Linked DNA regions of Homo sapiens: all the other regions are linked to region 1. A link is a loop called in an ENCODE intact Hi-C map of the cell type or tissue named here. Cell type or tissue: HCT116. All regions are shown on one strand.

Evidence for each region. A loop is a pair of places that touch in the nucleus more often than their neighbours do. Peaks named below come from ENCODE experiments on the same cell type or tissue, not always from the same donor. Only the 100,000 strongest peaks of a DNase experiment are listed, where the experiment ranks them.
Region 2: it touches region 1 in a loop (4-fold over the local background); 33 of 110 quality-filtered maps call a loop at or near these places.
Region 3: it touches region 1 in a loop (6-fold over the local background); 36 of 110 quality-filtered maps call a loop at or near these places.

What each region holds. Positions count from the first base shown.
Region 1 is chr17:76,277,548-76,282,547 of GRCh38, forward strand. QRICH2 (glutamine rich 2) reads right to left here. Exons shown (of 19, transcript NM_001388453.1): 8 at 4,317-4,568; 9 at 3,284-3,406; 10 at 3,107-3,181; 11 at 2,740-2,904; 12 at 2,486-2,607; 13 at 1,816-1,881; 14 at 1,494-1,595; 15 at 442-642. Among named protein-coding and RNA genes, the nearest start is that of UBALD2, 15 kb to the left of the region's middle. RefSeq lists an enhancer at 1-405. In HCT116, a CTCF peak has its summit at 2,129 (motif pointing left); a DNase peak (open chromatin) is centred at 2,094.
Region 2 is chr17:76,024,373-76,029,372 of GRCh38, forward strand. It overlaps EVPL (envoplakin), which reads right to left and starts at 2,934. Exons shown (of 22, transcript NM_001988.4): 1 at 2,729-2,934. The coding sequence starts at 2,826. RefSeq lists an enhancer at 2,516-3,403. In HCT116, a CTCF peak has its summit at 2,646 (motif pointing right); a DNase peak (open chromatin) is centred at 3,069; H3K4me3 peaks cover 1,826 bases; H3K27ac peaks cover 3,235 bases.
Region 3 is chr17:76,012,249-76,017,248 of GRCh38, forward strand. It overlaps EVPL (envoplakin), which reads right to left. Exons shown (of 22, transcript NM_001988.4): 15 at 3,202-3,380; 16 at 2,979-3,117; 17 at 2,668-2,861; 18 at 2,178-2,328. Among named protein-coding and RNA genes, the nearest start is that of EVPL, 13 kb to the right of the region's middle. In HCT116, CTCF peaks have their summits at 2,135 (motif pointing right) and 2,335; a DNase peak (open chromatin) is centred at 2,103; H3K27ac peaks cover 662 bases.

The sequences.
Region 1 (5,000 bases):
ATGTACTCATACACACAGTCACACACACACATACATGCACACACACATACTTATGCACATACACACGAAGATGCACATACACACGAACATATACATACATACTCATACACATGCACACACACACACGTACTCATACACACGTACTCATACATGCACACACATACTCAAACACCCACACTCACGCACTCACTCCCACACTCATACACACACGCACTCATACACACACACCCTTACACACACTCATACATTGACACACCCATAGACACATGGCTTACACACATCACACACACTAACACCCCTCGCCCACACTTTCTCTCACACACACACACTCCCTTTTCTCCCCCAGCAGTGGGGCAAGGCATTTGCACAGCCGTGCACGAGCAGAAGCCAAGCCTGGTCACTGGGTGCCTGCTCCCATGGCCTCGCCCGCCTCTCCTGTACCGTTTGTAGCAGGGGGAGCCCAGGCACTGGGCGTGCAGCAGCTCGCGGATTATCTGGCTGCTGGCCTTGGTGGAGCCCCCGAAGTGGATCTGCACCTTCTCAATGTTCATCAGCATCTTGGAGTGCATGGAGCGCAGGCGCCCCACGCTCTGCTCCATCTGCGCCAGGTCACCCCGAGGGAAGGCGCTGCCCAGCTTGAGGCTGCAGGGTGTGAGCAGAACAGAGGGAGGGTTGGCCCATGGCGGGGGCCTTGACCTTGTGTAAGCCGAATCCTTCAGTTCCGGGTCCCTTTTGTGCAGGACCCAGCTAGGCTGGGGGTCGCTGGGCAGCTTGACCCCTCAGCAGTAGTCCTTTCCACAGCATCTGAGGGCCAGACTTGCCGGGAAGGCTTTCCTCAGATGGGGAAGTGCAGGCCAGCCAAATGGAAGAAAGCCCTGCTGCCTGTCTGCAGCTGTGGGTGGAGGAGCTGAGGGCAGCCCCGGGCCTTCCCATCTCGGCGCACCTGGCCTAGCATACCTGGAACCCACAGGGCTCCAAGAGCAGCCTGAAGTCCTCTGAACTATGGACTCCCATCCTTAGGAGAAGGGGAGCAGCAGAGAGGTGGGCAGGAGCCGGAGGGAGCATGAGATGCCCACCGCCAGCCTCCTTCGTTGGCTGAGCCCACCCTCTGGCTGAGCTATACCGGACCCTCCCCCCACCGCTCTAATCCCGGGGTTGCTGAGACAGCCGAAGGCTGAGGAAGAGGTTGAGAAGTAGAGGAGCTCTCAGAGGCAGCTGGCGCCCTTGACGAAGTCCCACCGTAACTCCCAAAAGCAGGTGTGACTAGGTCTGCCTCCTACGCTCATGCCTTGGGAACTGCCAGGGAGCTAGTTCAGAAATCGGCCTGCGGCCCCCACTGTCCCATTCCAAGGAGGAGGCTCTCCACACTGTCCCACAGCACTGCCTTCTGTCACGTTCCGCTGGGCCCTCCGGAGTCATCCCTGTCCCCTGCCTTCCCCATCCAGAGCCCTGGCCCCGGACCCATATGTCCCATATGCTGTCCCATAGCATACTTGCGGCTATGCTGCCGGACCTGCTCCAGTTCAAACACCGTGTAGGGGCGGATGGAATGGTGCCCAGGTAGGCCTGGACCCGCGGGGGTCACGGGGATGGCACTGGGCAGGGACAGAGGGAGAAGGGGCGGGTCAGAGTGGGACAAGTCCGGTCCCCCAAATCCACCTGCCTAAAGAACCTTCCCACCCGCCCCCGGCCTGGAAGGGAGCGAGGGCTGGAAGCAGACACATGAAAGAAAGGGAGAGGACAGGTGGACACAGGTGAAGGGAGGAGACGCAGCCCTGCCATGCGAGGCCACGTGCCGGCGGTGTGGGCACTCACTGTCCAGTCACAGGTGTCTCCAAGGGCCGGTCACATGAGAGGCAGTGGAAATGTGCCAGGAGCTGCCTGTTAGGAATGGGACGCACACGCAGGGTGAGTGCTCTGCCCGGAAGACCCAGAAGGGCTTGGGGCTCTGCAGGCCCCTGGAAGCTCAGCCCACCAGGGTGCAGATCATGTCCCTGCTCCCCAGGAATCCATCTGCTCCCACCTCTGGGCTCACATCCCAGACCTCCCTGTCCTAACCCAAAGCCAGCAGGCTTCCCATGGGCCCCTGAGGGTGCCCTGTGCAAGTCTCGGGCGCCCCCTGGCGGCCACGAATGGGAATCCTGGAATTCAAGCCTACCACGGGCCAGGTCCTATGGGCCAGGCCCCCAGGAGCTGTCTCAGCTCTGGGTACTGAGGACCTCTCCCTGTCCCAAAGGCCCAGCTTAGCTCAGCCAAACCCTGAGAGCCTTAAGCCTCCCCTCCTCCCTTTCTCTGCTGTAATACGAAGGGGCCTGAGCTAGAAGAGCGTTTCAAGCTCTAAAATTCTGTCCCTCCAACCATGGGACAGTCCTGGGCAGGATCCGCTGTGTGCTGGCAGGAGCTGTTTGTCTGGAGACCCCCAGCCCCCTCTGCCCTCACCCCCTGAAGAGCGTGCCAGCCTCCTCCCCTGCCTCCCAGGCCTCACCTCCGCATGGCAGCCGCCTCGTCTGCCTGGTAGAGTGGGGGGCGCTCCCTGAGCTGCTGTCGCAGCGATTTCCACCGATCCTCCAGCAACTGCTTCACTGGGTCCAGCTCCAGGCGGTCCAGCTGTGGCGGGGAAAGAGGGGCCAGGGGACCTCTAAGGAAGCAGGTAGGGGGCTGACCCAGGAGAAGGTGGTGCTGTCCCGATCCTGGGGGCAAGGCTGTGGGATGGAGAGCCCCGCCATGCCCCTGCCTCACCTTGTTGTCCATCTCTGTGAGCAGCCTGTCCAGCATCTTCTGCCAGTCCTGCTCCTGCCCGCTCATCTTGGCCACCAGCTCCTGCATCATGTGGTTCAGCTGCTCCGTGGTGGCATCAAACTGGACACGGCTCACTTTGGTGGCCAGAGCACTCTTGTCGGCTTTCTGCCCAGAGACAGACAGAGGTCCCCGCATCTGGGAGATGGCCATGGAGGGGCCCCATTCCCTGGGGGTGTCGACCCCTATCACCAGGCAGGTTTCTGAGAGCCCACACTCGTCTCGCCAGCTCCCCTCCACTCAGTCTCTCAAAGAACAGTCAGCGAGACCGCCCTGGGACACAGCGTGGCTCCTGGGGCCTGGCACCCACCACATCGATCTCCATCTCCAGGTGCTCCCTGTTGGCCTTTTCCTTTTCGAGCTTCTCCAGACCCTGGTACAGCATCTGGGGAGGCCAAGTGAACAGAGAAAAAAAGAGCCAGCAGCTGCGGGGCTAGGGCACCACATTGAGCCCCGGCCCCATCCCAGCCACCCTGCGGCCGCTCACAGCAATGTCCTTCTGTTTCTGCCGATGGTCCTCGATGAGGTTGCTGGTGGTGATGTTGAGCTTCTCGCAGTCACCCTGCACCTGCAGGATGGCACTCTGCACACGGCCCAGCAGCTCCTCGTCCTGCGGCAGGAGGGATGGGAAGGCTCTCGGAGGCTGCTGGCGCGATCCCACCCCCTGCTGCCATAATATTGCTGCCCCAGGTAAGTTGGCCCTTAAAACATCTGCAAGGCTGGGAGCGGTGGCTCATGCCTGTAGTCCTGGCACTTTGGGAAGCTGAGGTGAGGCGAGAGGATCACTTGAGCCCAGGAGTTCAAGAACAGCCTGGGCAACATAGGGAGACCCTGTCTCAAAAACAATGGAAAACAATTTTCCACTAACAGTGCGGGAGGCCCTCTGTCTGCCCTTTCTGGGTGTCCACCCCCACAGGACACAAGCGTCAGTCACCTACATCCCCATGGACTAGCCTTGTGACCCTGGCCTGCCGGTCAGGGGTCATTAGAGGTGATGGAGGCTCAGGAGTGATGTGCTGTCCCGGGGCACTTGAGAGCTGGGCTGTGGGCTTTATTCTCCCCTCCTCTCCTGGCCCAAATCTGAGTTCCTCAGCCCAAGAGGCAGGACCCAGGATTTGTGGCTGTGCCCGCCCCCACCAGCAAGCCTGCCCTTTCTAGGGAAATTGAGAAGGGGTTGGAAGACTCGCGTGCCAGGGAGTCAACATCTCCTACAGTTGGGCCTGTGTCTCCAGGGCACGCGAAGGGCACTGATCTGTCCTCAGCCGGCCTGTGCTGTCCCACCCCATCAAGCCAGCTCTTCCCCATGGTCTCCTGTCCCCAAAGCTAGTTCTGCTGCTACCCTCGCTGTGGACCTGCAGAAAGACCAGGGACTCTTGTGGGATCTGGCTAAAGGGCTCCGCCACGGAGAGCTGACCTTGAGGCCCAAACACCCGCCCCACTTCTGTGGGTCTGCAGCAGGGTGGCCCTCCTCTGTGGGGCCATGTCCAGTTGCAGCAGGAGGGAGGCGAGCAGAGCCCCACCTGTCTCTGGAGCTTGGCCTTCTTGGAGGGTCGGGAGACGGCCAGGCTGTTGACCATGTCTTGGAGTTGCTCATAGCGCCGCACCAGCGTGCTGACCTGATGGCTCACATCCAGGCTGCAGGCTGGACAGGTGGCCTCAGGGTCGATCTGGCCAGGAGCCAAGGTGTGGGCCTTGTGCGGGGCCATGCTCATGGACAGGAGCGTGGAGGAGGAGGTCAGCATGCTCTCAATGATCATCCTGAGCTTGTCCAACTGCGTGCAGGAGAGACGGCAGCAGCAGGGCAGTGAGGCCAGTCACGGCCACGCTCTGCCCATGCTGGCACTGCCCCTAGCCTGTGTGCCTCTCCCCTGTCGTGCCCTGGGCAGTTGCTGCATCCTCAGTGCCTCCCAGAGCATGTGCCATCATGGGCATCTATCCAGTAAACGGTGAGTAGAGAGAGTTCTCCGAGAACACAGTGTCAACACTGAACCAAGCCCTTGCCAGAAGAAGGCCTCTGGAGCTTTCTCCAGCCAGCCCACCAGCTCAGCATGAGAACATCTCTTCTTTAGCTAAATCGTAAAGTGCTGCTGCCAGTTAGCCGGGCCATAAACACACAGAGGACCGTAATGACACACAGGCCCCGCCCCAGGCTCTGGGGCTGTGAGGGGTGGGCTTGCACACGCTCCTGCTCACATGCCATGGGG
Region 2 (5,000 bases), 250 kb before region 1:
CCTCGGTGTCCCAGCCTTAGCCAGCTGTGCTGGCAGTGAGTTCCCGACCCCACCTAGCTACCTGCCACTTCCCTCCCCGAGCCAGTGAATCACCGGCTCAGCCACTAGCACCTGAGCCAGCCTGGCTGGGCCCTGGGAGGGGTAGTTGGGCTGGCTGGGGCAGGGAGGCAGCAGCATGTCCCCCATCCCCACCTCCTCGCACTCCAGCCCTGTGTTCCCCTATACCTCCTCCACCCCAGGGAGCCTTGCCAGCATGCTGGCTTCAGTAGCCATCTAGAGGAGCCTCACACTGTCGGAGCCGGGGAGGTGGGGCAGGCGCAAGAGACTACTGGGCACCCTAACATTCTCCAGAGTTGAGGGTTCAAAGCCCAGATTGGGCTCTGACTTGCTCTGAGTCACATGGTCAGGGGTGGAGGGGAAACCTTGCTTCCACCCCAGGGCTTTTTCTGTGCATTCGCCCTGCAGCCTCCATAGAGCACCTGCTGTGTGCATGCACTCACTGTGCGGAGGTCACAAGGTCAAGCAGACCTAAAAGAGGGCAGATTGGTCCAAGCCTTATGAGCACAGTGCCTTATGGGGGATCATTATGCTGGGGCAGGAGAAGCCTTGAACTGGGTCAAAGGATGGGCCCCCCCAGGCAAAGGGACAGTGCTGGTGAAGGCACAGCAGTCTGGAAGAACTCTGTGGCCAAGACACCCTGGTTTCATCTTTCTCCATCAGAAAGATGATGGACTTGACCTTGGTCAAGTTACTCAACCTCTCTGTGCCTGAGGTTCCTCACTTGTAAAGCGGGATTTTAATAAAAATATCTATGCCTTAGGGCTATTGTGAGCATTAATTGAATTTATCCATCTGAAACGTCCAGTGCAGGCCTGGTGCAGGGTCGGCACCCAGCACGTGTTAGTTTTTATCCCATTAGAGGGCTAGTGCCTTGAAGGCAGGGGCTTGTTGGTTCTGTCTACAGTGACATCTCCAGTGCCTAGAACAGTCCTGGCATACAGTAAGTGCTCAGTAAGTTCATGTCAAACGAGTGGATCGCACGTGAGGGGAGAGCCAACAGGGCCCTGAGGACGGAGCTGCCCCAGGCCAGGAGCGCACTGCTGGGGAGCCTGCCTGGACAGTGGGAGCTGCAGGTGCTGGGCCCTGGGCGCCCCTCCTCAGGTCCCGCCTCCTGGGATGGCTGCTCCCACCGGGAGCTGCACACTCCACCCTGGGTGGGGCTCAGGTGCCCCAGGGAGGACAGGTCACTCAGCGAGAGTGTTAGCTGAGAGTCTTAACCACTGTCTTTCCCGTCCGCCCAGACACCCAGCCTCGGTGTCTGTTGGTGCCTTGATCCCTATCGGGGTAATGGGCACCCCCACTCCCACACCAGCCTTTCATCCCTGAGGTCATCTCGACACCCTGGACCCAGGCGGGCTGCTGCCTCCTCTGCAGACGAGCTGAAGCCAGTGAGTGGGAAGAACACCGCCCAATCCATCCACAGATTGCTGAGGCTGGGCTCCAGAGAGCCGGGTGGTCCAAGGGAGGCCCAGTGCCCCCTGCACCACACCCACTGGAAAAGGAAGCCCCAGCTCTATTTTGTTTTAACAGACAGGGTCTTGCTCTGTCACCCAGGCTAGAGGGCAGTGGAGTGATCACGGCTCACTGCAGCCTCGACTTCCCGGGCTCAAGTGATCCTCTCACCTCAGCCTCCCAAGTAGCTCTGACTACAGGCATGCGCCACTACATCCAGATAATTTTTGTATATTTTTTGTAGAGACGGGATTTCATCATGTTGCCCAGGCTGGTCTCGAACTCCCGGGCTCAAGTGATCTACCCGCCTCGGCCTCCCAAAGTTGTAGGATTGCAGGCGTGAGGTATTGCGCCAGGATTTTTTTTTTTTTTTTTTTTAAGACAGAGTCTCAGTCTGTCACCCAGGCGGGAGCGCAGGGGTGTGATCATGGCTCACTGCAGCCTCAAACTCCTGGGCTCAAGCAATAGGCACGAGCCACCATGCCTGGCTATTTTTTATTTTTATTTTTTTACAGAAACAAGATCTCCCTATGTTGTCCAGGCTGGTCTCGAGCTCCTGGGCTCAAGGAATCCTCCCGCATTGGCCTCCTGAAGTTCGGGGATTATAGGCGTGAGCCACGGCGCCCGGCCATGAACCCCTAACTCTTCAATACAACAAGGCCCTGGGTGAGAACTCTGGGGAGGGCTGTGGCTTAGGCAGGAGGCAGCACAGCCCCTGCATCCCTACCCCAGGGATCCCACCCCGTCCCCTCAGTCCTCATGCCCTGTACCCAGGCTCCAGGGGTCATCCCAGCCAAGTAGAGCCTTGGGGCAGAGCTGCAGTCAGGCAGCCAGGCTCTCCTGTCTCCCAGGCTCTCCTGTCTCCCAGGCTCTCCTGTCTCCCAGCCTCTGGCAGAGGAGGGCCTCCGTGCAGGCTCCTGTCCAGCACTTCTCCCGCGAAGCGGCCTCAATCCGTGGCCCTCAGGCCCCCTTAGAGGATGTAGGGAGCCCCAGGTCATCCCCTGCCTCCTGCCAGGGCTGAAGTTCGGCCTGGGCCTGCGGCTCCCAAGGCAGGGAGAGAGTCCATCCCTGGGCCCTTTGGCCTCAGGACACCAAATGCCAGCACGGGGCTGGTCCTGGGCTCTGGGCCGCCGCCGCCGCCAGGTGGCTCAAGGACCTGGGCCTGGCACCACCCCCACCCCAGTTCCCCGGCTCCCCATCCCCCAGTCCCACTTACCGGCTGTGCCTGCTGGGGGAGCCTTTGGGGGACCCCTTGGCGGGGGAGCCCTTGGGGGACCCCTTCCCCTGGGAGCCTTTGCTCAGCCCCTTGAACATGGTCGTAAAGGCAAGTGCTGGCTCAGGCTGGGCTTGGCTGGCGAAAGACGGCAGGAGGGCAGGTGGGAGGCAGCGGGCGTCCTCACTGGCTGGTCAGCTAAGTCTGGCGAGGTGGGGCGGCTGGGCACTGGGGAAGGGAGTTTCTGGGAGGCCCCTCCTTGCAGGTGAGGCAGCGGGCGGGCGGCCGGGTCCCAGGCCTGACGCGCATGCACCCACAACGGCCACACTCATGCCTCCTCCTGCACAACCAGTCTGGGAGGAAAGGGCACAGCCCTGAGGGCGGGGCCGAGCCTGCCCGACTCCCACAGAAGGTTTGGACTTGTTACACCCACATGCCTAGGGGAGCGCAGCGGCGATCACACCCAGATAGGGAAGGAGTTGGGCCAGGACAGACAGGGCTGGAGACAGACGTGCACATGCAGGTGCAGGCTCAGCGGAGAGGCCCCAGCCCCGGAGCTCAGGATTAATAAACACCTCCAGCCAGCTCAGAGGACCTGCTGCCAGGCAGGCCCCCACCCACAGCTCTCAATCCCCCAGGAGAGGAGGGGGTGTCCTGCCAGCCCAGGGCCTGACTCTCTGTTCTCCACTGACATGATGGGGCAGTCAGGGGACGTTCACTCCAGACAACTGGCACAAGGTCCATTTTTTTTTTTTTTAAGAGACAAAGTCTCGCTCTGTCACCCAGGCTGGAGTGCAATGGCATGATCTCGGCTCACTGCAACCTCTACCTCCCGGGTTCAAGCGATTCTCCTGCCTCAGCCTCCTGAGTAGCTGGGATTACAGGTGCCCGTCACCACGCCCAGAAAATTTTTGTATTTTTAGCAGAGAAGGGGCTTCACCATGTTGGCCAGGCTGGTCTCGAACTCCTGACCTCAAGTGATCCACCCGCCTCGGCCTCCCAAAATGCTGGGATCACAGGCATGAGCCACCACGCCTGGCCCCATTTTATAAAGTGTGCACAGTGCAGCAGCACCAGGGCTGGCTTCAGGCGCCAGTAAGCCTGGGCTCTGGCTGAGGCCCGGGAGCCTGATGCACTTGGCTTTTCCTACCTGCCTCTTCCCCCACCCAGAAATGGCCCCTGGTGGCTTTTATGAAGTCAGATTGAGTGGCAGACAGTGATGCCAGCTTATTGGTCTTTTCCTCACACTGGGTACCAGGGCTGCTGCCTTTTCCTTCTGTGGTGGCCCTGAGCGTCTTCAAGAAAGAGGCGATGGCACCCCCCTTTCCAGGCGCTCATTTCACTGGCCCAGCGTAACAGGCCCCTTCTGCGGGGTGGCGTCGCTTTCCAGGTCATTCCTGAAACCCCCGTGGTTTTAGTGGAAGGAGGGCTTGAGGGGGAGCCAGGGGATGGAACAGACTGACTGGGTGACATCACCTGGACATCCTGGCAGGCCTCGCTGAGGACAAAGCACAGCCTGGCAGGAGAGAAAGATCCCAGCAGACGGGGGAGACCAGGGACCGACGCCTGATACTGGCCTCAGGCCCCCATGGGATAGAAAAGTCCTGCGCCCTTTTTGGCTGAATTTCATGGGAAGTCCCTGAACTCGGCCGTGGAGAGGGGATGCAGGACACCCCCATTCCTAGAGGTGGAGGAGCTGACAGGGGCAGTAGGGGTGGGGAGGGCAGTGGCAGCCCCTGACAGCAATGAGGAAACAAAGAGGTCTCCAGTGTCCTTGGCTCCCAGCCCGTGTCTTGAGTGAGATGGCACCAGGGATGACTGGCCACTCAGCCTCTGCCCCAGCCTGCTCCCACTTTATTCCTGGTGACACTTGTCTTCTAGCCACTCATTGCACACCTGCAATCAGCTGTCTTCAGAAAGGAGCCGTTTGTGTGAATGACTACGGGGGCCAACGCCAGCCTCACCCCTGGCCTCCCTGACTCGCCTTTTTCTTTTCTTTCTTTTTTTTTTGAGACTGAGTCTCGCTCTGTCTCCCAGGCTGGAGTGCAGTGGCGCCATCTCGGCTCACTGCAACCCCTGCCTCCCAGGTTCAAGTGATTCTCCTGTCTCAGCCTCCCGAGTAGCTGGGATTACAGGCGCCCGCCACCACGCGCGACTAATTTTTTGTATTTTTAGTAGAGACAGGGTTTCACCACGTTGGCCAGGCTGGTCTCGAACTCCTGACCTCAGGTGATTCGCCCACCTCAGCCTCCCAAAGTGCTGGGATTACAGGCAT
Region 3 (5,000 bases), 270 kb before region 1:
ATCATTCTCTCTGCTTTTCCTCCTTCCTCTCCGAGGCACCTTGGCAGAATCCCTTTCTTTCCTTTTTTTTTTTTTTGAGACCAAGTCTCACTCTGTCACCCAGGTTGGAGTGCGTGATCTCGGCTCACAGCAGCCTCCTGGGTTCAAGCGATTTTCATGCCTCAGCTTCCTGAGTAGCTGGAATGACAGGTGCCTGCCACCATGCCAGGCTAATTTTTATATTTTTAGTAGAGATGGGGTTTCGCCATGTTGGCAAGGCTGGTCTCGAACTCCTGACCTCAGGTGATCCGCCAGCCTCGGCCTCCCAAAGTGCTGGGATTACAGGCATGAGCCACCTTTCTTTGGCCTTGTGCCCCTCAGAGTTCCGTTCTAGCACAGTAGTATCTGCGAGCATCACCTGGGGCCTGTGGGAGGCAGGCAGGCATGCAGGGCCCACCTGCACATCAGATCCAGCAGGTCCGGGTGGCCCTGAGAATTCATATTTCTTTCTTTTCTTTTTTTTTTTTTTTTTTTTGAGACGGAGTCTTGCTCTGTCGCCCAGGCTGGAGTGCAGTGGCGCTATCCGGACTCACTGCAAGCTCCGCCTCCTGGATTCACACCATTCTCCTGCCTCAGCCTCTCGAGTAGCCGGGACTACAGGTGCCCAGCACCGTGCCCGGCTAATTTTTTGTATTTTTAGTAGAGATGGGGTTTCACCGTGTTAGCCAGGATGGTCTCGATCTCCTGACCTTGTGATCCGCCCGCCTTGGCCTCCCAAAGTGCTGGGATTACAGGCGTGAGCCACCGCGCCCGGCCTGAGAATTCATATTTCTGATAAGTCCCCAGGTGATGCTGCTACAGCTCATCCAGAACCATGGCTCCAATTGGAAAGTTCTCAATACGGGATGCCCACTTTTATTCACCTGGGAACTTAATATACTGATGCTCTGACCACAATAATCCAACTTATTTGGTCTGGGGAGGGGTCCTGGCCTGGGGATGTTTTAAAAGCTCTCTGGGAGATTCTAGTTTGCAGCCAGGGCTGAGAATCTCTGTCCCAGGCCCCCTTCCCAATGTCACCTCCCTACTCTCTCCCCAGATATTCTCATTTTCCGGCAGTCCCAGACCCATCTTTGCTCTCACGAGCTCCTAGGGGAACCCCCAGCCCCAGTTCCCTCCCATATGCCTACGTCCACCTCCCCGCTGCCCTCGGCTGTCCTGGCCACCTCATTTCAGCATGACCCAGCCGGCCCCATTCCTCTCCCCAAATATGCTCTGTTTCCTGTGTTCCCGCCTCAAGTGGAGGTGCCCCCTCTTCCCAGTTGTCCCCAACAGAACCCTGGGCATCACCGGGCCCCGTCCATCTCACTCACTGTCCCCTTCAAGCAGTCACCAAGTCCACCTAATTCTGCCATCTCCATCTCAGATCTGCCCACCTCGCCCTGTGCCATGGTCCCTTCCCCGGCCAGGCCACCACTCTCTCTCCGCTGGATTTCCACCCTGGCTCCTCGTGGGCCTCCGTGTCTTCATTCCCACCCTCTTAGTCATTCTCTACATGGCAGCCAGAGCCAGCTTCTAAACACTGGCCTGGAAGCATCCCCTCCCCAGCAGCTTCTGGGGGCTGCAGGAGAGAGTGCAGCCTGGGTCCTGTGCCGGAAGGGCCTGTGTGGTCTGCCCATCTGGTCGCCCTCGCCCCTGAGTCCCCCTCCTTTCCCCTGACTGCCATGCCTTCTGCATGGGACATTTCATCCCTCCCCCGGCTACACTTGCTTCCTCCCACACTACCGATCCTGACCCGCAAGTGTGTCCAGCCTGGGGGCACCCACAGCACTCCAGCTTCTCCCACCAATGCTTGTCGGCATCACAGACCTCCCCCACCAGGCTGGGAGCTGCCAGGGTGCAGGGTTGTACCCCAGTGAACACATTGCCTGGTACATGGCAGGGGCTTGATGAGCATGAGAAAGTGGCCGGAACCCTCAGGGCTCTGTGGCCTGAGCTTGTAAATCCCACTGCCCCAGTCGGGCCAGACAGAGATGGGCTGGCCCCGTCTGTGGGCAAAGAGGAGCATTTCAGCTGGAGGCCAGGGAAGGGGCCCAGGGCCTCCGTGGCCTGGGCTTTGAAGCCCCTTAGAGCGCTTCTGAGCTTTGGCCACTAGGGGGCCACATGGGCACAGGCAGCTGTCCCTGCCCCAGCCTCACCTTCTGCGCCTGCAGCTTGTAGGCGATCTGGCTGGGGCCGTCGCTGGGCCGCACCTGGCTGCGGGGCAGGTGCTCCAGCCAGGAGCTCAGGTTATCCTTGCAGTTCTTGAACTGCTGGTAGGTGAGGGCGGCATCCTGCACCACCTTCTCCCTGCAGGAGGACGAGGCCCAGAACAGAGATAAGACCTGCCCCGTGGGGACAGGGGCAGGTGCACAGGGAGGCTGATGGGAGCCTCCTCCTGGGGGCAGGTCAGGAGGCCCGAGTGGCCTGCTGTGCAGATCCCCACTCCCTGACCCTGGGAATTCAGAGATGGGACAGTCTCTACCAGGCACCACCCTGGGAGGTAAGTGCTGTTGTTATCCCATTTTAGAGATGAGGAAACAGCTTCAGAGACGTGAAGTCACTAGCCCAGGATCACACAGCTTGTAGACAGCAATGCCTGGCTCTGCACCAGCCCACACCCTGTGCCCCGAGGACCCAGTCGCTCACCGCAGGTCCAGCTGGTCCCCTACGGCGTGGTAGCGGTCGGTGAGGGCTCGCACCTGGCGCTGCTGGCGAGGCAGGTCTTGGCAGAACTCCTGGAAGTTGTTCTGCAGGGCAGCGCATGCGTGCTCCGAGGCCTTCAGCGCGCGGTGTAGCCGCAGCACGCAGGTCTGCTGTTCCAGCAGCTCCCTCCGCTGGCGCTGCAGGAGGAGGGGACGCAGCCGTGCACCCTCGTGGCTGGGGAGACGCCGTGTCCACCCACCCGCCCCTGAATGCTGGGTTCCCCTGACACCAGGAGGCCCCGGCTGGTCCCTTACCTGCAGCTCGCTGACCCTCTCCTGCAGAGCCCCCGGTTCAGCAGGGATGGGGGCCTCCTGCACCAGGGTGGCCTCGAAGCCTCGGATGACCCTGTCCGCATCCTGGATCTGCCGCTCCAGATCCAGGGCAGCCTTGGCTCTGCCGCAGAGGAGGCAAGGCTCAGACACTCCCTGGGCCACACGCTGCTGCCCTGCGTGGCTGCCCTGTCCCCAGAGCACTCACTTCTCCCCGTAGAGGCTGCACAGAACCTGCACGTCACTGAACTTGTTCTTCACGCTGTTGAGGGCTACGGGCAGCTGCAGGGCAGCGGGGCCCACGGGCCGCGTGGACAGAAACGCCTCGCACTCCTTCTGGGCTGTCTCCTTCTCCGTTCCCAGGCTCTGCAGGCGCTGGGCTGTGCCCTAAAGAGGGGCGGGGTCAGGGATCTCTGGGCAGGTGGGTTCCGCCCGACTCTTCTACCAGGATACCCTAACTCTGCGCCCATGGAGGCAGTAGAGTGTGGTGGGTACATGCTTGGGCTCAGGCCAGAGAACTGCGTTCAGTCCTGGCGCTACTCGTTCCTCTGTGGATGACCTGGGGCAGAGCAAACTGTCTGACCCTCAGTCTCCTCATCTACAAAATGACTGATAGGAGGGGCCGGGCGCAGTGGCTCACACCTGTAATCCTAGCACTTTGGGAGGCCAAGGCGGGTGGGTTGCTTGAGGTCAGGAGATCGAGACCAGCCTGGCCAACATGGCGAAACCCTGTCTCTACTAAAAATACAAAAATTAGCCGGCCGTAGCAGCGCGCACCTGCAATCCCAGCTACCCAGGAGGCTGAGGCAGGAGAATTGCTTGAACCCCAGGAGGTGGGGGTTGCAGCAAGCTGAGATCACACCGCTGCACTCCAGCCTGGCAGACAAGAGCAAGACTCCATCTCAAAAAAATAAAATAAATAAAAAAGAATGATTGATGGGAGGATGACACAAGAGCCTGTGTCCTGAGCTCAGCAGTGAGCGCCAGGCACAGTTACCTACAGTCATCTTCATGTCACTGTCCTGCTCACAAGACCATCAGGTCCCCTGGCCCTGTCGCTCCAGCCAAAGCCCTGGCTCTGCCCACTAGGGACTGTTGCCCTCATTCTTTCATCAGTTATTCACTCATCTGCCTGGTCCATCACCGAGCAGTGCTGACTCTGCACCAGGCACCACCCACCGCCCAGTCTAACTGGGCTTCTCCTGGACCCCAACACCGCTGATGTGGCAGATGCTATGACTTCAAAACCTAAGGACCCAGCTTCTTGGGAGGTGAAGACAGGGGGATTGTTTGAGACCAGGAGGTTGAGGCTACAGTGAGCCTTGATCATGCCACTGGCCCTCCAGCCTGGGCAACAAAGCAAGACCCCGTCTCAAAATAATAATAATATGGCCAAGTGCAGTAGCTCATGCCTGTAATCCTAGCACTTTGGGAGGCCAATGCGGGAGGATCGCTTGAGCTCAGGAGTTTGAGACCAGCCTGGGCAACATGGCAAAACCCCATCTCTACCAAAAAAATTAGCTGGGCTCAGTGTTGTACCTGTGGTCCCAACTACTCGGGAGGCTGAGGTGGGAGGATCACTCAAGCCTGGGAGGTGGAGGTTGCAGTGAGCTGAGATTATACCATTGCACACCACTGCACTCCAGCCTGGGTGACAAAGTGAGACCCCATCTCATAAAACAAAAAACAGACCAGGTGCGGTGGCTCACGCCTGTAATCCCAGCACTCTGGGAGGCCGAGATGGGTGGATCACTTAAGGTCAGGAGTTCGACATCAGCCTGGCCAACATGGTGAAACCCCATCTCTACTAAAAATACAAAAATTAGTTGGGCATGGTGGTGTGTGCCTGTAATCCCAGCTACTCCGGAGGTTGAGGCAGGAGAATTGCTTGAACCTGGGAGGCAGAAGTTGCAGTGAGCCAAGATCGTGCCACTGCACTCCAGCCTGGGTGATGCAGAGAGACTTTGTCTCAAGAAAAGAAAAGAAACTGGTTTGGAAGGATAACCC